Linked DNA regions of Homo sapiens: all the other regions are linked to region 3. A link is a loop called in an ENCODE intact Hi-C map of the cell type or tissue named here. Cell type or tissue: heart right ventricle. All regions are shown on one strand. Links, peaks and the distances in the headings refer to the core of each region. The heading gives the core; the rest is flanking DNA. Region 1 overlaps ABR (ABR activator of RhoGEF and GTPase). Region 2 overlaps NXN (nucleoredoxin). Region 3 has its middle 14 kb from the start of MRM3. Region 4 overlaps ABR (ABR activator of RhoGEF and GTPase). Region 5 overlaps NXN (nucleoredoxin).

Evidence for each region. Peaks named below come from ENCODE experiments on the same cell type or tissue, not always from the same donor. Only the 100,000 strongest peaks of a DNase experiment are listed, where the experiment ranks them.
Region 1: it touches region 3 in a loop (2.3-fold over the local background); 47 of 110 quality-filtered maps call a loop at or near these places.
Region 2: a loop joins it to region 3, with 2.3 times the contacts of the local background. A loop is called at or near these places in 22 of 110 quality-filtered maps.
Region 4: a loop joins it to region 3, with 5 times the contacts of the local background. A loop is called at or near these places in 48 of 110 quality-filtered maps.
Region 5: a loop joins it to region 3, with 4 times the contacts of the local background. A loop is called at or near these places in 17 of 110 quality-filtered maps.

The regions. Positions count from the first base shown.
Region 1 is chr17:1,045,691-1,049,690 of GRCh38, forward strand. All of the region lies in intron 16 of ABR (ABR activator of RhoGEF and GTPase), which reads right to left. Among named protein-coding and RNA genes, the nearest start is that of MIR3183, 25 kb to the left of the region's middle. RefSeq lists an enhancer at 2,603-3,488. In heart right ventricle, for the core only: a CTCF peak has its summit at 1,538; a DNase peak (open chromatin) is centred at 1,670; H3K27ac peaks cover 3,332 bases.
Region 2 is chr17:876,827-882,994 of GRCh38, forward strand. The region is part of intron 1 of NXN (nucleoredoxin); the gene reads right to left. Among named protein-coding and RNA genes, the nearest start is that of MRM3, 98 kb to the left of the region's middle. In heart right ventricle, for the core only: a CTCF peak has its summit at 2,962 (motif pointing right); DNase peaks (open chromatin) are centred at 2,905 and 3,932; H3K4me3 peaks cover 467 bases; H3K27ac peaks cover 3,171 bases.
Region 3 is chr17:792,870-799,037 of GRCh38, forward strand. No RefSeq gene overlaps it. Among named protein-coding and RNA genes, the nearest start is that of MRM3, 14 kb to the left of the region's middle. In heart right ventricle, for the core only: a CTCF peak has its summit at 2,134 (motif pointing right); a DNase peak (open chromatin) is centred at 2,132; H3K4me3 peaks cover 1,116 bases; H3K27ac peaks cover 2,133 bases.
Region 4 is chr17:1,054,545-1,058,544 of GRCh38, forward strand. ABR (ABR activator of RhoGEF and GTPase) reads right to left here. Exons shown (of 23, transcript NM_021962.5): 12 at 3,426-3,501; 13 at 2,454-2,558; 14 at 1,491-1,565. Among named protein-coding and RNA genes, the nearest start is that of MIR3183, 34 kb to the left of the region's middle. In heart right ventricle, for the core only: a CTCF peak has its summit at 1,690 (motif pointing left); a DNase peak (open chromatin) is centred at 1,687; H3K27ac peaks cover 1,346 bases.
Region 5 is chr17:843,986-850,153 of GRCh38, forward strand. The region is part of intron 1 of NXN (nucleoredoxin); the gene reads right to left. LOC124903894 (a long non-coding RNA gene) reads right to left here. Exons shown (of 2, transcript XR_007065574.1): 2 at 2,500-3,084. Among named protein-coding and RNA genes, the nearest start is that of MRM3, 65 kb to the left of the region's middle. In heart right ventricle, for the core only: no CTCF peak of the experiment used is centred there; no DNase peak of the experiment used is centred there; H3K4me3 peaks cover 2,614 bases; H3K27ac peaks cover 2,729 bases.

The DNA of each region.
Region 1 (4,000 bases), core at 1-4,000, 250 kb after region 3:
CGTCCTGGGCTCGCTTATGTGTGTACGGCTATTGTGGCTGACATCTAGCATTCTTCTCACTGGAGAACATGGACCAATATACTCGTCTTTCCAATCTGACAGTGGGTCCCTGGAGGCCAGGACCCCCTCCTGGGCTGGGGACCTCACAGACGCATGCTAAGTACCCCTCCTGCTGTTTTCTTTTCTTTTTTTTCCCCAGACAGAATCTCATTCTGTCTTGTCCAGGCTGGAGTGCAATGGAGCAATCTCAGCTCACTACAACCTCCACCTCCCAGGTTCAAGTGATTCTCCTCCCTCAGCCTCCCAAGTAGCTGGGATTACAGGTGCCCGCCATCACGCCTGGCTAATTTTTGTTTTTTTAGTAGACACAGGGTTTCACCACGTTGACCAGGCTGGTTTCGAACTCCTGACCTCAGGTGATCCCCCCGCCCTGGCCTCCCGAAGTGCTGGGATTACAGGCACGCACGACCACCCCTGGCTAATTTTTATATTTCTAGTAGAGACGGGGTTTCGCCATGTTGGCCAGGCGAGTCTCAAACTCCCGACCTCCTAATCCGCCCGCCTCGGCCTCCCAAAGTGCTGGGATTACAGGCGTGGGCCCCACACCCAGCTAATTCTTGTATTTTTAGTAGAAACAGGGTTTCGCCATGTTGGCCAGGCGGGTCTTGAACTCCCGACCTTGTAATCCGCCCGCCTCGGCCTCCCAAAGTGCTGGGATTATGGGCGCGTGCCACCACGCCTGGCTAATTTTTGTATTTTTAGTAGGAAAGGGGTTTTGCCATGTTGGCCAGGCTGGTCTCGAACTCCTGACCTCGTGATCAGCCCACCTCGGCCTCCTGCTCTTTCCCGCACGTGCTCCTCTCCTTCCTCCCAGGGGCACCAGGCACAAGTGTCCCCTGCCCAGAGGACTCCAAGACAAAGGACGCTCACCTTATGCCATAAAGCAGCACCTCAGCTGCTTCTCCAGGCCATTAGCCATGCCACGGCCCTCTGTCCGGGCTGGGGGATTCGTTGACAAAGGCCTGAGACGTGGGGACATGGCACAGAGGAGGGAACATGGCCTTTCCCACATACCATACGCAGAGATGCCTTGGCCAAGGTACTTAACCTCAGTACCCCAGTGTCCTCATCTGTAAGATGGGGAGGAGGGACTGTCATTCTCCCTGGAGGATCACGACAAGGATCACACGAGGAGATGGCATTTGGGAAGCGGCCTCCAGGAGCACAAGTGCTGGACACACATTGGTGACGCATGCTGCCGTCTGTCTGTCACTAAATGCTTCCCCCACCCCACCCCGCCGCTGAGACTCCTGCCCCACTGCCCCATCAGGCGACCCAGAGTGGGGGCCTCATCACAGCAGCAAATGCCTGCGCTTAGGCCGTAGGGCCCCTTGCTTTCTCTGGATGGGCTGCTGGGAGGGGGCTTAGAGAGAAGTGGGGGCCTCAGAGACTGCCCTCCTCCTCCTGCCTTTCCTACAGGCCCCCTGAATATCCCCGAGGGCTGGGCCCTATCTCAAAGCCACCTCCGACTATGTCCTCAGCGCCTGCTGGCGGGCAGAAAGACTGCATTCCAGAGGCTAGTGCCAGCTCCCTTCCTTAGATGTGTGGCCGGAGTGAAGGCAGAGACAAGCTGTGGGGACAGACCGTTCCGTGGCTCCGTGGGGCCCGGGTTCGTGGGAACAGCTCCGTGTGGACTCGTCACCCAGCCTGGCCATCCACGGTGGCTCTGAGGGCAGTCACGGGGCGAGACTTTCTAAGCCACAGCCCGCCCCTGGGGCATGCCTCCCCCACCAAAGGCAGGCTGGTGAGATGGTTCTGCAGCGGAGGGCCAGGGCCGGGCCTTGGCATGCTGAGTGCTGGGGGACTTCAAAGGCCTGCAGGGGACTCTGGCTCTGAACTGTCCGCTCACAGGCCCAGGTCAGCTGGCAGCAGGAAGGTTTATGTTTCTTTTAATATCAACTCCCAGGCATTTAACATTCCTCGAAGCTTAAACACAGAAACATTTTCCTTACCAGACTCTGCCTTCTGCTTTGCCAAACATAACCTGGCTTCCTCCCTCCCCCACTGCCTCCATCTGCTCCTGTCTCCAAGAGGCTTGCAGTGACTGATGGTGTGTTTCCCCCGGGGCTTGTGCAGCTGAGTGAGAAGGAGGGAAGCAATGGGGCTGAAGTCCAGGTGGGGGAATGTGCCCTCGGGCCTTGGGAGCTGAGTTCTCGAGGGGCTGGGGCCCACCGTGCCCACGGGGCTGGCTGCCCGGCACATCCTTGTAACTCTTCTATTCCACAGCCACCAGTGGCCCAGGGAGTGTGGCGTGGCGACCACTCGTCTCTTGCCTGGGCGTCTCCTGGGGCTGCACAGGCCAGCCCAGAACCCTTCCGTGCCTGTCCCTCTAGCCCAGCCCAGGGACAGGGAGATGGGGCTCCCTCCCCTTATCCCCACAGAGAGCAGGTCCCAGGGACTGAATCTCTAGAGCCCATTTCCTAAATCACGAAGGACTGGCTGGCAGTTGCCTGGCAGCCCTGTCTCCCTAGTGACGAGTACTGAGAAGCAGGGTGCAGACCCCACAGCATCGGAAAGAGACGTGTTTAGGAACACGGGGCGTATGCGGCAGAGGCCAGGCCCCTCCACGTGGGGCCCCTGGTTCAAACACTGGAGCCTGAGATGGGGCAGCGAGTGGGAGACCCACACAGCTCCCCAGGGGCAATGCTACCAAGGACCTGCAGGTAAGAGCCAGATACCAAACTCGGTGGCCATGACAATGCATCAGAGAACAAATGCTTCCTGCTAAAAAGCATCGTTCAGCTCCCTGTTGTAGACGGAGCCATCGCAGCCTGCGCCTGGATCACCTCTTGGGCCACGGTCAAGAAGCTCGGCGCCCAGCTGCGCCTGGATCACGTCCGGGGCCACGGTCAAGAAGCTCGGCGCCCAGCTGCGCCTGGATCACGTCCGGGGCCACGGTCAAGAAGCTCGGCGCCCAGCTGCCGCCTGGATCACCTCCGGGGCCACGGTCAAGAAGCTCGGCGCCCAGCTGCGCCTGGATCACGTCCGGGGCCACGGTCAAGAAGCTCGGCGCCCAGCTGCGCCTGGATCACGTCCGGGGCCACGGTCAAGAAGCTCGGCGCCCAGCTGTGCCTGGATCACGTCTGCGGCCACTGTCAAGAAGCTCAGCACGCCCAACGCCCGAGGCTCAACCTCAGTACGGGTCAGTTACCGTCTCCCTTCATTTCATGGTCACAGAATCTACCCCCAAACCAGACCACTTGCGGCACAGCACGAGGCCACACGAGGTACCAGACGGGAGTGTGAGCGGCTCCACCACGTCACGCCTTTTCCCGCTCCCAAGCCTACTTCTCTTAATAGGTTGGTGAATAGCAGCCATCTTCAAAATTGGCAGAATGTTTCAGAGACACAGGCTGCACACACAGAGGCCTTTTCCCTATATATGTTTATAGGGAGCCAAAAGCACAGTTGAGGCATAAATGCTGTTTTTATTTATTTTTATTTTTTTGGAGACACGGTCTGACTCCATCACCCAGGCGCGATCTCAGCTCACTGCAACCTCTACCTCCTGGGTTCAAGCGATTCTCCTGCCTCAGCCTACTGAGTAGCTGGGATTACAGGCGCCCGCCACCACGACCTGCTAATTTTTGTATTTTTAGTAGAGATGGGGTTTCGCCATGTTGGCCAGGCTGGTCTCGAACTCCTGACCTCGTGATCCACCCACCTCGGCCTCCCAAGGTGCTGGGATTACAGGCGTGAGCCACCGCACCCAGAAGCATAAATACCCTTAACCCGAGGTGCAGCCTCTACTAACACCCAGAGTCCCCACCCGAAGCCACAGACTCCCAACGCAGCTGAGTAAGGTCCGGCCACCCTAACAACAAGTCAGAGACCCCCCTCCCCCCAAGCCAACCAGCAGGACCCTAAGTCTTTCGGGCAGAAGAGCAAACGCCTGGTCCGTGTGCCTAACTCCGGTCCCCCGTCAATGGCAGACACGGCT
Region 2 (6,168 bases), core at 1,011-5,010, 85 kb after region 3:
ACCTGAGGTCGGGAGTTCGAGACCAGCCTGGCCAACACAGTGAAACCCCGTCTCTACTAAAAACACAAAAAATTAGCCGGGTATGGTGGCGGTCGCCTGTAATCCGAGCTACTCAGGAAGCTGAGGCAGGAGAATGGTGTGAACTCGGGAGGCTGAGGCAGGAGAATCACTTAAACCCAGTAGGCAGAGGTTGCAGTGAGCTGAGATTGCACCACTGCACTCCAGCCTGGGTGACAGAGTGAAACTCTGTCTCGAAAACAAACAAAAAAACTAATTCTTAATATATTAAACAAACGTACTAAACAACTATGGGAACAGCGACGGTGTTGTTTTTTTTTGGAGACGGAGTCTCACTCTGTCGCCCAGGCTGGAGTGCAGTGGCATGATCTCGGCTCACTGCAAGCTCCGCCTCCCAGGTTGATGCCATTCTCCTGCCTCAGCCTCCTGGTAGCTGAGACTACTGGCGCCCGCCACCAAGCCCGGCTAATTTTTTGTATTTTTAGTACAGGCGGGGTTTCACCATGTTGGCCAGGATGGTCTCGATCTCCTGACCTCGTGATCCACCTGCCTCAGCCTCCCAAAGTGCTGGAATTACAGGCGTGAGCCACCGCGCCCGGCCGCGACTGTGTTTTTCAAACAGCTGCATTTACCAGCCACTACTGGATTCCTTCTACGTGTGAAGCCCTGTGCTAAAGGCTGGGAACAGAAAGATAATTGATACACGAGCCTTTCTTTCCTTTATGGAAGGCCCAGCCCCATACGGAAGACGGACGCGTACATAAACTATTAGGATACAGGAAAAGCGCGATACTACTGGCACATAGAGGAAATCGGGGAAGATGCTTAGAACAATGTCTGGGGCACACGCTCAGTGCTTTACAAAATACTCGTTATTTTTACCATCTAACCTTGTGAGTTAGAGCGACTGAAGAGGAAAGGCCGTAGCGTCTGAGCTGCTCTGTGAAGAATGAACCGGTTTTCACCAGGCAGGCCAGGAGTGGGATAGGGCGAGGCATCCAAGAAACAGCAAGAGGCAGGCAGAGCTCAGCACACGTTTTTCCAGACTGTGAACCATGAAGCTCTGAAGGCTGCTAGGAGGGCCACGGGAGCTGTGGGAGAGGGTGAGGCTGGAGCCCTGTGGGCTAACAGACAGGGCTCTAATTCGTGACATCGTGGCAACAAACTATTAGAAATGAGGCTAGACCTGGAAGCCCTGGGGGCACAGTCTGGAGGGGAGACAGACGAGAGCTAAGTAGAATGCAGGCAATGACGCCGTAACAGAGATCTGCACAGCGACCATTGCACAGCGTGGGGGCAGGCTTCTGAGAGGAGGTAACATGCTGAAAAGACAACGTGTACAGCTGACATTAGTACACAACCTCATCGGAGAGAGAAGAAGCGGAGGGAATCCCAGGAGCAGGGGCCATCATGCTCAAAGGTTCCAAGGTACGGCAATGGGCGATGTGTCTGGGGACCCTGGGGGTCGACCAGTGTGGCTGAGCAGAGTGTGCAAAGGTGAGGATGCTAGAAGGCCAGGTGCGGTTTCGGGGCGGGGCAGGGGTTGCCCTTGAAGGTGGGGTTTGGGGGTGGGGGAGGGGGTGCCCTTGAAGGAGGGGTTTGCGGGCGGGGGTGGGGGGACCTTGAAGGTGGGGTGTGGGGGCAGGGGAGGGGGTGCCCTTGAAGGTGGGGTTTGGGGGCAGGGGAGGGGGTGCCCTTGAAGTCCACGCCAGGGAGTTTGGGTTGGATCCACCCGTAATGAGGGCTGGCCCATAGGGCAGTGACGTGAACAACTGGTACTGTAGCCAGGTTGTTCTGGGAGCTGTGTAGACAGGGTGAGACTGGAAGTTGGTGGACTCATTAAGGGACTAGTGAAACAATAGTGCCCCAACCTGATTGAACCCAGTGAATGGGGGGAAATGAGAATGTCAAGGCCTGTAGCTTGGGTAGATGCGTCAGTGAGACCCTATTCATAACCAGAGCCTAAAAAAACACGCAGAGCCAGTTAAAAGCTCTAATATGTGTTTAAAGAACAAATTAATGAAAGAATGCGTAGACAGGCCAGGTGCGGTGGCTCACGCCTGTAATCCCAGCACTTTGGGAGGCTGAGGTGGGTGGATCACCTGAGGTCAGGAGTTCAAGACCAGCCTGACCAACATGGCGAAACCCTCTCTCTACTAAAAATACAAAAACTAGCCAGGTGTGGTGGCAGGCGCCTCTAATCCCAGCTACTCGGGAGGCTGAGGCAGGAGAATCACTTGAACCCGGGAGGCAGAGGTTTTAGTGAGCCAAGATCGCGCCATTGCACTCCAGCCTGGGCAACAAGAGAGAAACTCTGTCTCAAAAAAAACAACAAGTAGACAGAGAGGGAAGGAGAAGGAGAGAACAAAGCGGAAGAAAAACTAGTGAAGAGCAGGGAAAGGAATCTGGGTTTTTTTTGTTTTGGTTTGGTTTTTGGTTTTTGGTTTTTTGTTTTTTTTTTTTGAGACAGAGTCTCACTCTGTCACCCAGTCTGGAGTGCAGTGGCACGATCTCAGCTCACTATAGCCTCCGTCTCCCAGGTTCAAGCGATTCTCCCGCCTCAGCCTCCCAAGTAGCTCAGATTACAGGCGCCCACCATGCCAGGCTAATTTTTGAATTTTTAGTAGAGACGGGGTCTCACCAAGTTGGCCAGGCTGGTCTTGAACTCCTGACCTCAAATGATCCACCCGCCTCGGCCTCCCAAAGTGCTGGGACTACAGGCATGAGCCACCGCGCCCGGCCACGAGTCTGGTTTTAAACCCGTGGAGCTAAAGGTTTCTGGCAAGCAGGGAAAGGACACGACTCATTGACTGAGAAGCAGGAGGCGTCCAACACAAAGGCCTCTTGGGAACCCGCTGGGGTTTGGCGGGCGTCACCTTTCTGCATCTTGGGAGGAGAGCTGGTGGGAGGAGCTTTTCTGCAGGTGTCTCTTTCTAGCCTCCGGCAGGGGGCGGCAACAGAAGACGGTTCAGAAGAAAGAATGTGGCCAAGTATGTGTATTTCAAGCCAAAGGATTCTAGAAACTTCTCTCACAGGTACGGAATCCAACCACAGTGCCCACTGTGGTGAAGCCACTGCGCTGGTCCGAGAAGAAAGTGACAAACAAAATGACATGGAGCCCAATTCATCCTGAGAGCAGAACCTCGGAGCCATGTGGTTAAGATGGAAATTCCACTTTTAGTCCAAGCAAATCTTCTGATGTATCAAGTTTGAGGGTGAGGTTTCATTAAAGGAATTTAAAATAAAAAAGTGAGATCACAGCAAATTTTTTAAAATGATTGTTTCAGTGAAGGGAAAAAAGGTCTTTATCCTTATTCAGGGCGTAATTCCTGATCCTGGTCCCCGGAGACAACACCCACCCTTGGGCGAATCATTCCTGGGGACGGAGGAATGAGGGAGGCGTCTCTTTATTTCCGGGGGCGGAGGAGTGAGGGAGGCGTCTCTTTATTTCCTTGTATATAAAATACAAGAACTAAATACCTTGGATTAACAACCAGGGCTGGGGTTTGTGATAAGGCTGTGATTAGGACCACATAAAAGGAGAAAACGTCTTAATAAGAACTTCTTTGTGGCCTGTTAGAGCCTTTCTTAGGAAACTAATAAGTTACACTTTTCCTGGAGAGAAAATCTTGGAAATGACCCATTTCCCCAACAGGACATCATTTCCGGTCATTCACATGTGGTCAAGTTAAAAAAGATCGTTTGAACCTAGCTCAGCCAGGCCAGGGAGAAAATTAAAAATAAGTGTTTATTTTTCTGATTAAAGCCAAACAATGAGACTCAAAATAGGCCACACAAAACCCACAGAATCTTCCAAGTTCGCCTGAGCTAATGCATCCAAGGACGTCCACTCACAGGGGAAGAAGCAGAGGGGCTGGCCTTCTCCTAAGGGGGCAGGGCTGGAGATCTGTCAAATTCCTTATCCATATCTAGGAGCAGAGCTTCCTTTTGGCCAAAAGAGTAAGCTGACTGCGAAGGACAGATACTTCCAAGCAGACACTAAGTAATGCAGTTGGTTTGATAACAGGACAGATGAAAATGGAAGGCCTCCTCCGAAAATCCCACAGCCTGGGCCAGGGCTCCAAGGGGCTGACTGGTTCCTGTGGTTCAAATCTCTGCAAACGTCTCCTTCCCTCCTGCCCCATCTACGGCAGGTAGCTGAGCCGTGGCCCAGGCTCTGGGAGTGCACACTCTCAACAAGCAGATATGAACAGACACGTCCAGAAAGTAGATAGGTGGACAGCCAGTAAGAATATGCAAAGGTGTCATCAAGGAAATGCAAATTAAAATGATTTCACACTGACTAGAATAGCAAAAGTAAAACACACCCACAGTATCAAACCCGGGTGAGGACGTGGAGCAAGTGCGAGTCTCACACTCCGCTGCCGGGGACATAAATGGTGCAAACACTTTGTTGTTGTTTGAGACAGGATCTCACTGTTACCCAGGCTGGAGTGCAGTGGTGCGATCTCAGCTCGCCGCAGCACCCCAGACTCAAGTGATCCTCCAGCTTCCCGGGTAGCTGGGATTAGAAACGCGTACCACCACACTCGAAAATTTTCCATTGAGACGGGGTTTCGCCATGTTGCTCAGGCTAGTCTCAAACTCCCGGGCTCAAGAAATCTGCCTGCCTTGGCCTCCCAAAGTGCTGGGATTACAGGCGTGAGCCGCCATGCCTGGTCAGTACAACCACTTTGAAGAACCGTTTGGTCCATCTTATGAAGGTAAATGTTCATTTACCTGATAATCGACTCAGAATTCTACCGCTCAGGATTCCTACTCATCAGTATTTACCCAAGATAATTTTTTTAAGTCCATAAAAATGTTTATAACAGCCTTCCCCACCCCAAACTGACAACAACTCACATACATCCATCATTGGAAGAATGGATACACTGTGACAAGATGCTCGTCCAATGGGACACTTCTCAGCAATAAGAAGGAACAAACTGATGTATACAAAAACAAGGATAAACCTCACAATCATGCTGAGCAAATGAAGCCCGACACAAAATAACACTGACTGTACGATTCCATTTCCATGACGGTCTACAGGCAAAACTAAATTACAGTGACAGAAAACCAAAGCGACGGATGGGAGGGGGAGTCACCAGAGAGGCTCAGCAGGGGACTGTGCAGGGAGATGGAAATGTTCTTGGTCTTGTTTGGATAATTGTTCATATCGGTATAACAGCTGTTCAAACACACTGAGCTGGGTCCTTAAGAACCATGAATTTTATTGTGTTAAATTAAACCTAAAAAAAGAACTCATACCAACAAGAAGGAGAAAAAAATAATTTGTCTTCATCTCATCTAGAGCCAGGTAACTGAGAATTCCAGCGTGGGCACAGGGTGCTGCCTCCTGAGCACGGCCACCTTCCCACAAGTGACCACCTCCCCTCCCTCCCTCCCTGCCTTTCCCTGCCATGGTTCCCTGTCTCCATGAATGGAACCAACTACCCTCCACCCAGTGTCCCCAAACCAGAAACCTGGCAGTCCTTCCCCATGCTTCTCTCTTCCTCATTTCTGCTCAGTCACTTCCTAGACAGCTCCTGAATGAGGCGGAGCCCTCCCCCGTCTCTGCCCCAACTGCCTCAATTGCAGGGGTTTCTTTTGTTTGTTTTGTTTTGTTTTGTTTTGAGATGGAGTCTCGCTCTGTCACCCAGGCTGGAGTGCAGTGGCGCAATCTCGGCTCACTGCAAGCTCCGCCTCCCGGGTTCACGCCATTCTCCTGCCTCAGCCTCCCATGTAACTGGGACTTCAGGCGCCCACCACCATGCCCGGCTAATTTTTTGTATTTTTAGTAGAGACAGGGTTTCACCGTGTTAGCCAGGATGGTCTCGATCTCCTGACCTCGTGATCTGCCTGCCTTGGCCTCCCAAAGTGCTGGGATTATAGGCGTTAGCCACCGCACCCGGCCTCTTTGTTTTGTTTTTGAGACGTTGTCTTGCTCTGTCGCCCAGGCTGGAGTGCAGTGGCGCGATCTTGGCTTGCTGCAACCTCTGTCTCCCGGGTTCAAGCGATTCTCTTGCCTCAGCTTCCCTAGTAGCTGGAATTACAGGCGCCCGCCACCACGCCCAGCTAATTTTAGTAGACACAGGGTTTCACCATGTTGGCCAGGCTGGTCTGGAACTCCTGACCTCAGGTGAT
Region 3 (6,168 bases), core at 94-4,093:
CCTACTTACGTCTCATCCCCCAATGTTTAGAGGCCAAGGTTCTGAGAATGAACGCCCACAATACAGCGGCAGGACCCTTCTGTTCTCTCAGCCCCTCCAGGGCCCAGGGCAAGCTGGATCTTTACCTACTAGCGGCCAAACCAGGATGTAGCCAGGGTGTCAGGGCAAGTGCTGATGGTCATCAATGTATCTATAAGGAACTGTGGGGATGGGGTGGGTGGGTGGAATATGGGACTCTTAAGCACTGCTGGCCAGGTGCGGTGGCTCACGCCTGTAATCCCAGCACCTCGGGAGGCCGGGCGCAGTGGCTCACGCCTGTAATCCCAGCACCTCGGGAGGCCGGGCGCAGTGGCTCACGCCTGTAATCCCAGCACTTTGGGAGGCCAAGGCGGCGGATCACAAGGTCAGGAGATCGAGACCGTCCTGGCTAACACGGTGAAATCCTGTCTTCACTAAAAAAATACACAAAATTAGCCAGGCGTGGTGGCAGGTGCTACTCGGGAGGCTGAGGCAGGAGAATGGCGTGAACCCGGGAGGCGGAGCTTGCAGTGAGCCGAGATCGCGCCACTGCACGCCAGCCTGGGCGACAGAGCGAGACTCCGTCTCAAAAAAAAAAAAAAAAGCACTGCTTTTGCAGCCACACAGAGTTGGAGTTGAAGACAACACAGGAAGCGTTTCCCCACACCCCTCTGCCCAGCGGCTCCCGTAATGGTTTGGACACTGCTCACTCCAGGGAGGTCAAGTGTGTTGCTGGTGTGCCCAGGAGAAACCTTCTTTCTCTTCTACTCCCCCAACTTCCTAGTCAAACTCCCTCTTCCTAGTAAAACCAAATGACCAAGCATGATTCACGTGCCAAGGGGCAGGTTGGGATTGCTCTCCCCTGGGGGAGGGGTGTTTGCAGGGACAGTGTCCTCCCAGGCTGACATCTGAATATTTGAACATCTGCTCTGGAGCCCCACTGTGGTCTGGGCCTGCCCAGAGCTCCACATGAATGGGCAATGCAAGTGTCCCCCCAACACTGCTCCCAAAGGCTGGTGCAGAGAGGACAGGCGGAAAGGCGGCCTGGAGAATGCAAATCCATCCCACTCCAGTCTCCCCAGACACCTCAGGACAGTGCTCAAGCAGCAGGAGTCACGAAAAGGAAGCTCACATCTTTCCAGCCTAAAACCAATCTCGTGGGATTTGTTCCCCGGGTTATACTCCCACTGACTCGTTACAAAATAACAGTGAAAGAATAAACCATGTATTACCTTGTCCTTGTTTAGAAAAAGCAATGTAAACACTGGAAAGTAATTTTTTTTTTTTTTTTTGAGACGGAATCTCACTCTGTCGCCCAGGCTGGAGTGCAGTGGCGCGATCTCGGCTCACTGCAAGCTCTGCCTCCCGGGTTCCCGCCATTCTCCTGCCTCAGCCTCCCGAGTAGCACCTGCCACCAAGCCTGGCTAATTTTGTGTGTTTTTTTAGTGAAGAAAGGATTTCACCGTGTTAGCCAGGACGGTCTCGATCTCCTGACCTTGTGATCCGCCGCCTTGGCCTCCCAAAGTGCTGGGATTACAGGCGTGAGCCACTGCGCCCGGCTAATTTTTTGTATTTTTAGTAGAGACGGGGTTTCACCATGTTAGCCAGGATGGTCTTGATCTCCTGACCTCGTGATCCACCCGCCTCGGCCTCCCAAAGTGCTGGGATTACAGGCGTGAGCCACAGTGCCCGGCCAACACTGACAAGTAATTCTAAGCCCATTTTATCCTGGGTGTGAGAGGGAAAAGAAATTTACATCCCTTTGCTTTAGAGTCCGTGGCTTATATGCCACGGTGCCTTCAGTTCACTTTATATATTCATGGGTATAATTTAGTAGGGACGAGGGAGGGTGCAGGAGGGAGGCAAATTGTCCTTTCTTCAGTGAATACAGGGGAACAGATGGTTGTTATTTGCTGAGTGATTCTGGAAAATCACTACCTTGAATTCTCAGTTTTGAGTCTGACATTTGTTCTGTCACCATTTCCCCAGTAAACAGGAATAAAAAACGAGCCACATTTGACAAGGAAAACACTGCTTGGCCGAGAGACAAACATTGTCAGGATGTTGGCCACGCTCCCGCGCCTTTGTGTGGTGGCGTAGCTGTCACAGTGGCGTCTGCCAGGAGGTGGCAGGCGACACCTCCAAAACCACCCCAGTGCTGAAGGGCGGGGCTGCGATTTTTTCCTGGATTTAAATCGTTGAAAAGGGAGGAAAAGAGGATGGAGTGAAGTCTCCCTCCACCAGAGAGCATTTTGCAAGCTGTCTGTGCTCCGGGGTGTTAAAGCCGGAGACCCATCCAGATTGTCCCAGACCACCTCAGAAGAAAGAACCCGGAGTACAGGAAGACATGGGAACAAAAACGGAGGCGAAAGAGGACGAACGGGAAATAGCAGGAAAGACCGTCACAACTTTTCCCTGTGACTGCAGCCTCTGAGAAAAGCAACTCTGGGCAAAGCATAGGTGTCCAGATGTGCCTGGAGCTCACGCTGGGTGCCCACCGGCTGGCCCTTCGGTTCCTGCTTCGGGGCAGAGAGCGTTGAAATCACTCTCCCCTCGCCCCAGCCGCTGGCTCCTGGCTGGGAGCCTGGTCATTAAGGTCCAGAGGAGAAACAGACCTCTGGGGACCTGCCGTTCACCTGGGACCTTCCGCTGCTTGCCCCGGGGTTGACAGCAACCCCAGATGTCCGCACCAGCCACGCTGGGCCACACTTAGCCCCACTTTTGCCATTCTACCACGCACAGCCCTCACACACACTCCCCATCCAAGGTTCCAGGGCTCTGGGCTGAAAATCACCAGCTGTACTGCAGGGCCTGGGGCTGCCCTCTTGACCAAGCTACCTCTCCCTCAGGAGCAGAGCTGACAGGCTCACCTGTTTTTAAGAAAACATGTTGCCACCTTAAAAATTCCATGATTGTGTTTCCTCTGTTTTCTTTTTTTTTTTTTAGATGGGGTTTTGCCACGTTGCCTAGGCTAGTCTTGAACTCCCGGCCTCAAGCTATCCTCCTGCTTCAGCCTCGAAAGTGCTGGGATGCCAGGCGTGAGCCCCTGCGCCCGCCATGTTTCCTGTTTTCATCAGTGCAGGGAGTGCACACATGTAATAAGCTAGGAGCCAAGTTAGTGGATGAGCTGGTTTATTGCTCAGGATGACTGAAGTCTCAACTACGGAACCATGTTACATTCGAGCAGCTGAGACAGCAGCTGAAGCCAGGTCCTCCCGAAGCTTCAGGAAGCCTGCTTGATGCTCCACGGCTGAGAGTGACAGAGAATCCAGAATAGCTTATGGATGGGTCAGTTCTCGTCTCACCACACTCCCAATATCCAGCTTCCTGGACTGTTGTGTAGGGAAGAGCCACTTTTTTCAGTTGAAGTCTGAGTTCTTATGGGCCATGACCAAGGCTGCTGCTTCCTCAAAAGGCACGAAGGGGGCCGCGTGCGGTGGCTCACGCCTGTAATCCCAGCACTTTGGGAGGCCAAGGCGGGCGGATCACGAGGTCAGGAGTTTGAGATCAGCCTGGCAAACATGGCGACACCCTGTCTCTACTAAAAATACAAACATTAGCCCGGCGTGGTGGCGTGTGCCTGTAGTCCCAGCTACTTGGGAGGCTGAGACAGGAGACTTGCTTGAATGTGGGAGGCGGAGGTTGCAGTGAGTCAGATCGTGCCACTGCACTCCAGCCTGGGTGACAAAAGTGAAACTCTTGTCTTTAAAAAAAAAAAAAAGAAATGCAGGAAGGGAACAGGGAACAAGGCTGGGGAGGGAGGAGCCGACGGCTGCAGCAAGCTCCGGCCTCAGCCTCCCTTCCCTGCTCCTCTGAGATGCCGAGGGCGGGGCGTACTCACTGCAAGCCTGCCAAGTAGGACCTCCATGTCCTCTGACATTCGAGAGATGGATTTTTTGGCCCTGAGATCACGTCTCCTACTGTGTCGTCATTCTAGCACCTGTGGGTGACTTCCTCATGTGAGTGAGGCATAAGCACCCGGAATCCGGACTGGAGGCCGTCTCTGCCTCTGGATTGCACACTGGCCTACAGACCTGGGGACAGAGTCTTTCACGAGTTGTGTATCGTTTAACAGAAACCCAACAGTTCCACCCAAACCTCCTGACACATTCTCGGGCTTGGGAAGTGTCCCAAAGCACCAAGGGGGTGAGACACACGCCTTGAAAAATGGCAGTAGGCATACTTACCTGTCTTCATGCGCTCACATACGAGGTGTACCTAGAACGCCCTCATGTTATATTCCCAGCACTAATGAAGCTACTGGTCAACAGCTATTTGTTCCCAAAGAATTTTCCCTTGCGCAGCCGCAGCCTGGAGGAAGCAGGGCGTGTGCCCTCGTCTGCTGGCGGCAGCAGTGAGGGGTGTAGCCAAGTGCCCACTTCTCTCATTCAGCTGCTTCGGGGCAAACTGGAAAGATCCTTTGAGCTCACAGCCCCCTGCTCAGTGCTACTCCTGAACCTGCGGGCCTGTGTGCACAGCCACCCACAGCGCGCACAACACATGGGCCTGCCCAGGGCAACGGCACCGTCAACAGCGTGTGCCCTCGCTCAGGGCCCTGCTGGTACTACGCTTCCCAGTGTGCAGGGTTCCCAGACGTGTGTCCTCTCATACATTGCATTTCCTCCCTAAGCTGCACGGGGCAACACCGTGTTAGGTCCCGCGCATCTGCTCCTGGGCCACATCCGGCTCCGTCTGTATTGTTCCTGAATTCAGTTTGCTGTCCTAGAACAAGGCAGCAGGAGGGGAGAACAGCTTTTCAGTGTCTTTAATTAGGCAACAGGAAAAAACAAAGTCTGGCTGAAAATTACTATTTGAAGCTTGGCCGATGCCAACACAGCACTCGCTCCCTGCGTTCTGGTAAGTGATGGCCATTGATTTCAAGGACGTACCAAGGGGCGAAAAGCAAGAGCAGGAAGTCACCTCGCTCTGGAAAAGAAGCTGGTTTTCATCTGCTGTATGTGCTGGTCCCAAACATACCCTTTTCTCTTTTTTTAGTATTTTTTTTCCCAATTAGGAATTCAATGTGGAAAACATACCCTTTTTCTTCAACAGGCTTTTAATGTTGGGAAGACAGGTTAAAAAAAACAACAACAACAGGCTGGCTGTGCCGGCGCACGCCTGGAATCCCAGCACTGTGGGAGGCCAAGGCAGGCAGATCACCTGAGGTCAGGAGTTCGAGACCAGCCTGGCCAACATGGCGAAACCCCGTCTCTACTAAAAATACAAAAATTAGTCAGGCGCGGTGGTGTCGCTTGTAATCTCAGCTACTTGGGAGACTGAGGCAGGAGAATGGCTTGAACCTGTGAGCTGGGATCGTGCCACTGCACTCTAGCCGGGGCGACAGAGCGAGACTCTGTCTCAAAAAAAAAAAAAAAAAAAAACCCTCATCGCTGTTGTGAGGATGAATGGATGGGATCTGGAAGTCACTGTGGTAAACACAAATCTGGGAACCACAGAGTGGCGTTTTCACAGCCGCCCCCAGCCTCCACCTGCAGGGCCTGGTTTTCCTGGCTGCCGGAGGAAGCCCTTGAATATGCCACAGCTGGTGCTGAACCTGCTTCCAATTAGCAACAAGAATCTGAAGGTGGAGCTGCTTGGCGGGGATTATCATGCCACCCACTTCGCCTGCATCTGTGGCCTTTACGACCTCTCACTATCGATCCCTGACACTCAGAAGTGATTCTTCCCTAACGGTTTCCCGCAAAGCAGTCACTGTATAAACCTGAACCTTTGGAGTAAACCTTCCCCACGGGTCTTAAGGAAGCTACAGACCCACTCTAAAAGGGGAATTCTGGTGTCAAGAATCCAGTTGCAATGACTTAGGGCAACCCCCTCGCTGGACTTTGTTCCTCCTGCCCCAAAGGTAAGCAGCTGCTAAGAGAACCCACCTTTCCTCCGAGGCCATCATGATACATGGAGAGAAATCCTGCCACCTCCCACATTCAGGTCGGCCACATTCATCCCACCCACCCCGACCCCTAAGGGAGACTCTGGCAGCGTTCCCAGAGAAGCCTTGAGCCTGGGACCTGCTGGGTTTAAGAGGCTCCCACACTTGGCCCATTCTTCACAAGGAGACCCGTGCGTGATTCCTCCTGTTCTCCCAACCAGCTTTCTCAGGCTTCAGAGGACTCGGCTCCCCTGGAGGGAGGA
Region 4 (4,000 bases), core at 1-4,000, 260 kb after region 3:
GAGGGGACGGGGGCACAAAGAACCTGAGGGGATGGGGGCACAAGGAACCTGAGGGGATGGGGGCACAAGGAACCTCAGGGGATGTGGGCACAAGGAACCTCAGGGGATGGGGGCACAAGGAACCTGAGGGGATGGGGGCACAAGGAACCTCAGGGGATGGGGGCACAAGGAACCTGAGGGGATGGGGGCACAAGGAACCTGAGGGGATGTGGGCACAAAGAAGGGACAAAGAAGGGAGGCCAGTTTGCCCCCAGGAACTCAGGGAGGCTTCCTGGGAAAGGCTGCTCTAACGGCCCGGGGAGTCACCTCTGTGTGGGGCGCTGCAGGGAGGGGTGAGGGCAGACCCCACCTGCCAGTGAAGAGCAGGGAGTGGGAGGGGCAGGTGGAGAGGGAGAGAGTCAGGGTTTCTGATCCTCTGTGATGTTAAGTCTTTTCTCCTCTCTGTGACTCGGTTACCTCCTCTGGCAAATGGGTAGAAACTATTAGCTGTCTAACTGACTCACAGATTCCCGTGTGGATAACAGGTAGATAAAAAGCGCAACCAGGCCGGGCGCAGCAGCTCACGCCTGTAATCTCAGCACTTTGGGAGGCTGAGGTGGGAGGATGGCTTGAGCCCAGGAGTTCAAGACCAGCCTGGCCAACATGGGGAGAACCTGTCTCTAAAAAAAAATTTTTTAAAAATTAAAAAGTGCAATCCTACTTTGTGAGACACTAAAAACAGATTTAGTATGAGGAACCCACAAGGGGGAAGGGGAGAAAAAGCGATGAGCGTGGCAGCACACCAGCGTTGCACACACACGATCATATCCCAGCCTGCTCTCGGGTCAAAATTCACAAGCGTGACTGCCTTTTAGTGGAGGCCCAGAGAGGTTAAGAAACTTGCCCAAGGTCACACAGCTTGTCATGGGCAGATATGAAGTTGGAGTCCACGTGTTTGTCGCCCTCAGATATGAAGTTGGAGTCCACGTGTTTGTCGCACTCGGTTTCTTTTTTTTTTTTTTGAGACGGATTCTCGCTCTGTCGCCCAGGGTGGAGTGCAATGCCATGATCTCAGCTCACAGCAACCTCCGCCTCCCGGGTTCAAGGGATTCTCTGGCCTCAGCCTCCCAAGTAGCTGGGACTACAGGCGTCCACCGCCATGCCCACGCTAATTTTAGTATTTTTAGTAGAGACGGGGTTTCACCATGTTGGCCCGGATGGTCTCGAACTCCTGACCTCGTGATCCGCCCGCCTGGGCCTCCCAAAGTGCTGGGATTACAGGGGTGAGCCACCGCGCCCGGCCCCTAGGTTTCAGACAGCTTCAGGGAGGGCTTGAGAAAGAGGACTTTGGAGACAAAGGCCAGGGGTGACCTCCCTGCCAAGAGGAGCTGGTTTCTGGCCTCCAGGGGAATGCCCCATGTCTAAAGGCGTGCTGGCAGGGCCCCATCCTGGGCAGAGCAGTGCAGAATCCACAATGGCCCACCCAACCTCGTCCTGGCCAGGGCACTTACTGGCTGATTGCTTAAATCCCTTGGCAGAGTGGACGATGACATGAAGGAAGCCATAGAGTCCTGGAGACTCATCGTCTGCAAGAGAGAAAAGCCCCCAGGGCAGAGGGTGGTCAGCGGATCCCCTCAGCCTCCACCCCAGGCCGGCGGGAGGCAGACGGGGTATGAGACTCAGCTGAGTCTTGGTCCAACATCACCACCTGGTGGCCAGATGAAAAAGTTTCCGAAGGCCACGGCGGCCTTATATGTGAGCTGCCCGGGGTAGGGCTAGGGGGTCCTTCTCTCCTCCACTCAGCCTGGGGGGGTCCAGCACACCCACCATCCTGGCCCAGGGACTTAGTACCATTCCCCATGGGTACTGTCTCTCCCTCCAAATCCTGCCTATCCTGGCACTGAAAACTGACCAATATGATAAATCATTCTGCTAATGATTTATGTCGAGGAAAGCTTGCCTTCAGGACCCCGTTCACAAAGTGGACCCTTTCCCAGCACACAGGCAGCTAGAATACACCCACTCCGGTCAGTTCCCAGCCCTGATCACAGCTCCCCACTGCTCAAAACCCCCCCAGACTCCCGGGCTTACAGCATGAATTCCAAACTCCCTTGCTTGGGATTCAAGGCCTTTCAAGAGCTGGTCCCTGGAAACTTCCAGCCTCATTTCCCATACACCATTTTATCTACCGGGTCTGCTCTCTCATGAATATATTAACAGCACAATCTCAGTGCACCAGGGTGCCAGTTCTCCCAAGCCAGACAGAGGGGCCCAAGGAAAAGCTGGGGTCATCTGGGAACTCAGTAGACAGTCACCCCTACCCAAGCTGTGTCCTGGCCACTCAACAGTCTCAGCACAGCCGAGCAGGGATCAGCCATTTACAGCCACATGTCTGTCTGAGTCCTTACGGGAAGCCGGCCACGCTCTGAGGGCTGGGACCTGCCGGTTGGGCCACCTCTGGTTCCCGAGCTTACCGTCTTTATTGCTGGTGACAGGAATGTTGTGTACAGTCCTAAGCTTGAAACAGGATCCTGTGAGCACCTGGAGCTCCACTGAGCTCAGGACAAAGGCCTGGAGATCTGGAGGGAGAGCCGAGAGAGAAGGGAGCGTGGGCACTGGTCCACCAGGACCGGCTGCTCTTCCCTGGGGGCTGCTGCAGGAAGACGGCTTAATCCCTGGGGCAGACTTGGTCCTTGCGAGGGAGGGGGAAGGATTTGTGGACACAGCAGGACTGGTGTAGATGCTGCGAGAGGGGTCAGAGTAGGAGAATCTAACTGAAGAGGTTTGTGTGTGTGTGTGTGTGTGTGTGTGTGTGTGTGTGTGTGTGTGTGTGTGTGTGTGTGGTGTATGCGTTTTGTTTTCGTTTTTTTTTTAAACGGAGTCTCACTCTGTCGCCCAGGCTGGAGTGCAGTGCTGTGATCTCAGCTCACTGCAACCTCCGCCTCTCAGGTTCAAGGGATTCTCCTGCTTCAGCCTCCTGAGTAGCTGGGATTACAGGTGCCCACCACCACACCTGGCTAATTTTTGTGTTTTTAGTAGAGACGGGGTTTCACCACGTTGCCCAGGCTGATCTCAAACTCCTGACTGGGATTACAGGCGTAAGCCACCGTACCCAGCCTCTGTGTATGTGTGTATGTGTGTGTGTGTGTGTGTGTGTGTGTCTCTGTGTGTGTGTGTGTGAGAGAGAGAGAGAGGTAGAGAGAGAGAGAAAGCCCAGGCTGGGCTCTGGGTCCAGTCCCAGGACTAAATCATCATGTCTTTCAGCCAATCAGTTAGATTCTTTGGGTCTCAATTAATCCGTAACATCCTTAAACGCTCACCCTGGCACCTCTGAGGGTGACTGCGAGGGCCAAAGACGTGATACTGGACATGAAACGCTTAGAAATACAAAAGGCCCATCAATGCCACGGACATCATTGGGGAGCGTGGAAGAGGCAGGAATTTACCCTTCTTCTGTAGTTTCTGAATTGCTTCTCTCCACTCTGACCTCTCGTAGTCCGAGGACAGTAGGAACAGGTAACTCTGAAGAGAGGAGATAAGCATAAAGTGGGTGACCACAGTCAGGCAAAGCGTACTCCCAGATCCTGGGGACCCCAACAAAGCTCCTTTTATCTTTTTTTTTTTTTTTTTTTTGAGACAGAGTCTCGCTCTTGTTGCCCAGGCTCTAGTGCAATGGCAAAATCTCGGCTCACTGCAACCTCCACCTCCCGGGTTCACGCCAATCTCCTGCCTCAGCCTCCTGAGTAGCTGGGATTACAGGTGCCCACCACCACGCCCGGCTAATTTTTGTGTTTTTAGTAGAGACAGAGTTTTGCCATGTTGGCCAGGCTGGTCTCAAACTCTTGACCTCAGGTGATTCGCCTGCCTCAGCCTCCCAAAGTGCTGGGATGACAGGCATGAGCCACTGTGCCCGGCCCAAAGCTCCTCCTTATCCAGGCACAGCTGACCTTGCAGGAGGAGGCAGCTGGGGGTGGGTGGGTGAAGGGGGAGCTCCTTCCTGGGAAGCCAAGGTGACAGGAGC
Region 5 (6,168 bases), core at 1,232-5,231, 52 kb after region 3:
CTGTCGCTTTGGGGAATCTGCTGCAAAAACACGCCTGTCCAGGCCATCATACGTCCCGTCCCGCCCCTCCTTAGCTGGAAGGTGGAGACCAGGCGGTGGAGACCAGGCCATTCTACGTGCCGTCCTGCCTCTCCTTAACTGGAAGGTGGAGACCAGGCCATCATACATCCCGTCCTGCCCTCCTTAGCTGGAAGGTGGAGACCAGGCCATCCTACGTCCCATCCTGCCTCTCCTTAACTGGAAGGTGGGAGACCAGGCCATCCTACGTCCCGTCCCACCCATCCTTAGCTGGAAGGTGGCGGCCAGGCCATCACACGTCCCGTCCTGCCCTCCTTAGCTGGAAGGTGGAGACCAGGCCATCATACGTCCCGTCCTGCCCTCCTTAGCTGGAAGGTGGAGACCAGGCCATCACACGTCCCGTCCTGCCCTCCTTAGCTGGAAGGTGGGAGATGTCACCAGTTCACCCTAACCCCAGCCCATCCACTCCTGTGGCTCGGAACAAGCTATGAGGCGATCGCATGTGAAGGCCAATGAAAGGACTTTGCAAAAAATACAAATATATGGTAGGTTTCTACGTACAAGGTTTCTTTTTTTCTTTTCTTTTTTTTCTTTTTTTTGAGATGGAGTCTCCTTCTGTCACCCAGGCTGGAGTGCAGTGGTGCGATCTTGGCTCACTACAACCTCCGCCTCCCAGGTTCAAGCGATTCTCCTGCCTCAGCCTCCTGAGGAGCTGGGATTACAGGCACCTGCCACCATACCCGGCTAATTTTGGTATTTTTAGTAGAGACAGGGTTTCATCATGTTGCCCAGGCTGGTCTCAAGCTCTTGACCTTGTGATCTGCCCGCCTCGGCCTCCCAAAGTGCTGGGATTACAGGCATGAGCCACTGCACCCAGCCTGTTTTTTTTAATGAAAACAAAAATCCATGCCAAGATGCCTGAAAACAGACCTACCCCCAGGAGACAGGGTCAGTGCAGGTGCCCGAGGACAGGACACCAGGGCTCATCCCAGCACCCCAGAGCTCCAGGCTGATTTTCTAGTAATTTCCAACATAGCACTTGACTGACACGTCCAGCACAGACTCACAGCACGGGAGAGAACTCCTAGGACCAGCTGCTACAGTGAGAAGCTCCAGTGAGAAAGGTCAACTTCATAAACTATGGGAACACGGGAGGTGATCCACTGAATTGAGAGTGAGAGAGAATTCCACCCTTCTAGAGAGAATTCCACCCTTCTAGAGAGAATTCCACCCTTCTAGAATCCTACCATCATCAATCACCCTTACAGACTCAACATCCGAGAGAGAATTCCACCCTTCTAAAATCCTACCATCATCACCCTTAGGGACTCAACATCCAAGAGAGAATTCTACCCTTCTAGAATCCTACCGTCATCACCCTTATGGACTCAACATCCGAGAGAGAATTCCACCCTTCTAGAATCCTACCGTCATCACCTTTAGGGACTCAACATCAGAGAGAGAATTCCACCCTTCTAGAATCCTACCATCATCACCCTTACAGGCTGGACATCCAAAGACCATCTCACCTCTCCCTCATAAGACGAGGCCCTTCAGGGTCTACATCTTAGACCACTTTGTATCTTCAGTGCCTTACACGTGAGAGATACTCAATAAATGGGGATGCTGATGATGACAGTCAGGCCAATCAGCTGGATGCTGATGTGTGCTACCAGCTCCTCACATTTGACCTGGAGACACAGCCTGAGCCATAGGCAGGCGGATATTCCATTTTCACACATTTGTCATGGTTCCTCAGCAGAAAAGAAACCAGGCAAATACGCCGGGTGTGGCGGCTCACGCCTGTAATCCCAACACTTCGGGAGGCCGAGGAGGAGGCCAGGCGGTCAGGAATTTGAGACCAGCCTGGCCAACATGGCAAAACCCCGTCTCTACTAAAAATACAAAAATTAGCCGGGTGTGGTGGCTCATGCCTGTAATCCCAGCTACTCGAGAGGCTGAGGCGGGAGAATTGCTTGGAGGCCAGAGAATCACTTGAGCCTGGGAGGCGGAGGTTGCAGTGAGCCGAGATCACACCACTGCACTCCAGCCTGGGGGACAGAGCGAGACTGCATCTCATAAATAAATAAATAAGGTTTTAAAAATTAGGTGTTAGGAATAATGCTCACAATTTTAAGGAAATTGCCAGGCACGGTGGCTTGTGCCTATAATCCCAGCACTTTGGGAGGCCAAGGCAGGTGGATCACAAGGTCAGGAGTTCAAGACCAGCCTGGCCAAGACAACCCCATCTCTACTAAAATTACTAAAATTAGCTGTGGTGGTGGGCGCCTGTAATCCCAGCTGCTCGGGAGGCTGAGGCAGGGAATTGCGTGAACCCGGGAGGTGGAAGTTGCAGTGAGCCAAGATCGTGCCACTGCACTCCAGCCTGGCGACAGAGAGAAATTGTCTCAAAAAAAAAAAAAAAAAAGAAAAGAAAAAAGAAAAAAAATTTTAAGGAAATTGAACACACGAACAAAGGACTTTTAGCAAAGCAGTTTTATTTTTGCACAGAGGGGTGCCCCTTTGGCCAGTCGCCATGAGAGCACACCTGAACAAAGGGGCACAAAAGCCTTCATTCCTGACACAAGTCCTGCCCCTGTACCCTTTTTTTATTGGCCGGAGTCGGGTCTTATAATATAAACTAATCCCAGTTGGATAAACATTTGATTTTTTTTTAGATAGGGTGGGTACGTTAAAGAAAAGTGGAGGGAAAGGGGAAGGGGTGTCTGTAATGAGCCAGAAAGTTAGTCTTTCTTTAAATAAGGAAAGGAATGTGAGCTGGTACTGATAACGCTTGGTACTGTGGCATGCTGGGCACTTAACAAAGGCGAGAAGGGAAAAGGAGAAAAAAGGAGAAAAATGGTGGGGGTGGAGGGGTACAATGAATTAAAGAATAAAAGATTGATCAGATTATTTGAAGAGAAACCTCATCATATCCCACATAGTCAAATCATCTCGAAACTTTCCGCAGCTTCTGGTAGATGAGGAATGTGACTACGTAGCGCCTACCGCCCCAAATGCTATTATAAATTCCAAGTCGGCAGGGTGAGCTTTTCCGTGTCCGCTCTGCAAAATGAACAGAAGAGCAGGAAGTGTGGTTGGTGGGAACCACGGAGATGTTTGTCATCTCGGCACCGTCCGTACCTGTCCCCCCGCGGAGCCACTAGCACTCGGCACAGCTCCCTTCTCAATTTCCTATTTGATTGTTATTTCACAAGGGCTTTTTTTTTTTCCCTTCTCGGCTGCGTGGAAAGCTCTGTTTCTTGGCAGAACTTTCCAGTGCCCAGTTATAAACCCCGTGTTGATCACTTTCCTGCTTCAGGAAGTCCCCACTGAGCCCTGGGCCAAATGACAAGGAGGGGAGAGGAAATATTTACAATGATGTGAGAAACTCCCAGCCTGGAAAAAGAGATCAAAGAAAAAAGTCAGAAGGGACCGTTCTGCACGGAGCCTGGCACGTGAAGGCTTTCTCTAAATTGGCCTGGACCGGTCCACAGCGGTAATGTCACCTCACTGGGAATCCGGCAAGCCAGGCGTGTCCACAGCTCTGCAAACAGCCTCAGCCCCACTGCCACGGACCAGCCACGTCCACAGCAAAAGGAATCGTGTCCGACACTAAGAAACTGTGACCACCCAGTACCAAAGATGCCTTTATATAGAAACGGACTGTGGCTTGCATTCTTTCCCTCCACCAGCTCCTGAAATGAAAGGGTTCCGTCACACAATGAAATAAGTAACAGCAGGGAGAGAGAGAGAGGGGAGGTAAATTGTTTGGAAAGTAGAAGACAGGGTGGAAAAGATGAAATTCAAGACAGATGTGTGAGACCCGCAAACATATGTCTTTGAATTTATGCATCCAAGTGATTGATGTAGAATAAGAAAAAACAGCTACAAGCCCAATAAAGAAATAAATATAGGAGTAAATACAGAACAAAGTATCACGTTCCCCACTTCTTCCAGACCAACATCAATTCTCGTCTCTCTTTCTGCTACATAAAGTTGTTACAAAACGGGGCGAGTGAAGGATCGAAGATGAAACACTACGAATTAAGCAGAGGTTCTCTGTGGTCCCTGACACCCTCAGGAGGACGTCAACCCCTGACGATTCATTTCCAATTACTGAACGTTGATTTCCTGTTTTGTTTTTTTTTTGAGACGGAGTCCTGCCGTGTCGCCCACGCTGGAGTGCAATGGCACGATCTCGGCTCACTGCAACTTCTGCCTCCTGGCTTCAAGCAATTCTCCTACCTCAGCCTCCTGAGTATCTGGGATTATAGGCACCCACCACCACGCCCGGCTAATTTCTTTGTATTTTTAGGAGAGACAGGGTTTCACCATGTTGGCCAGGGCTGGGCTCAAACTCCTGACCTCAGGTGATCTGCCCGCCTCAGCCTCCCAAAGTGTTGGGATTACAGGCGTGAGCCACTGCGCCCAGCTGATTTCTTGTCTCTAAAAGGTACTGCTACGGCTTAACACGAGCAGGATTTAAAAAATAGTAGCATTTGCCAGGTTCGTGCCTGGTCATTAAGAAAAAATAAAGCAGGAAATTTAGATGGGCGTTTCCATCAAAACACAAAGTCCAAGGCTCTGGCCGGAAAGCCATTTTTACAATGCAGTCAGTATTCGTGCATGTCACTTTACTTCCAAACAGCGAACTCAAAGGGGCCACCACACGATTGGTTCCAAATGCCTCCTACTGAGAGACACAGGCAGCTTGCCTCCTGGTTACCTTCTCTGTTTGCAGATTCAGAAGCTAACAAGAAAGCGGACAGCAGCAGGAATGGCCCTGGATGTCAGATGCATCAGACAGAGAGGCTGAAGTGTGGTCTGAGGACAGATCGCCAGGGGTGGTGGAGATGACGGAGGTTTTTCTGGATAGGCCAAGTACCTATCCACTGCTCAGCAGGACGTCGGCTCCATACCACACATGTGCCTGGTCCTTTTTCATCAATAAACACTTATTGAGCATCTCAAACCTACCAGGCATTTGTGCCAGACGGTATGGGGTCAGATCAAGACAAAGGTCTTCGCCTTCGAGAAAGGAAGGGAGCCTGTCTGGTATGTAACAGGCTCCGGCTTCCTCTCTAGACCCTCCCCTGGGACGGCAGTCCCCACCCCACCCACACCCTTTGTTCCACGGCAGGCAATCATGGTGGGTGTGCACGCTTGATCTAAGACCAATCACGCTCTCTCCTGGAAGTTCAGAAAGTGGATACAAAGACGGATTCACTAAGACCAGAGCTTCCCAGCTGGGCGCAGTGGCTCACGCCTGTAATCCCAGCACTTTGGGAGGCCGAGACAGGTGGGTCACCTGAGGTCAGGAGTTAGAGACCACCCTGGCAAACAGGGTGAAATCTCATCTCTACTAAAAATACAAAAATTAGCTGGGCGTGGTGGCAGGTACCTGTAATCCCAGCTACTCAGGAGGCTGAGGCAGAAGAATTGCTTGAACCTGGGAGGCGGAGGTTGCAGTGAGCTGAGATCGCACCACTGCACTCCATCCTGGACGACAGACAAAAAAAAAAGATGGGAGCTTCCCAACCAGCGTGCTAGGAGCAGGCTCCAGGAGGGCACCGCACTGGCCCTCTCAGCCTCAGGGGCCGCTGGACTCCCTCTTCCCTCCCTCCACGTCCTTGTCCTCTGGCGGCCAGCTGCCTCATCCCTTTACCTCCGCAGACAAGCAATCATCATTTCCTAAACGTGGCAGGATGCAGAGCAGGTAGAGGAGTGCTGAAGAGCTGACAGTGGAGGTGAGAACCATAAACTCACGTCAAGGGCAGGCAGGGGTCGCCTTGCTGGGCCAGGGACAGCAGAGAGAAATGGAGCTGACGGAGAGGAGGACAGATAAGGAGGGGCAGGAGAGACACCAGAGTCAGAGAGGAGCGAACGAGAGAAGCTGCAGAGCCCCCAAGGAGCCCGAGAGCGACCTGCTCCTGAAACCCCAGGCTGGTCCCTCCGCATCCCAGCTGGGTGCCGTTCCTGCATCTGGAGGCCCCTGTGATGAAGGACTGTGTTCGGAGAGTCTAACTCAATCCACCTAAGGCAGCTGGAGTCCATTTCTGCTCCTCGTAAACAACTCCTAACTAAGACAGGTACGTGGGTCTGTGTGTGTGCGTGGAGAGTCCAAGCACATCACTAAATCCTCACTGC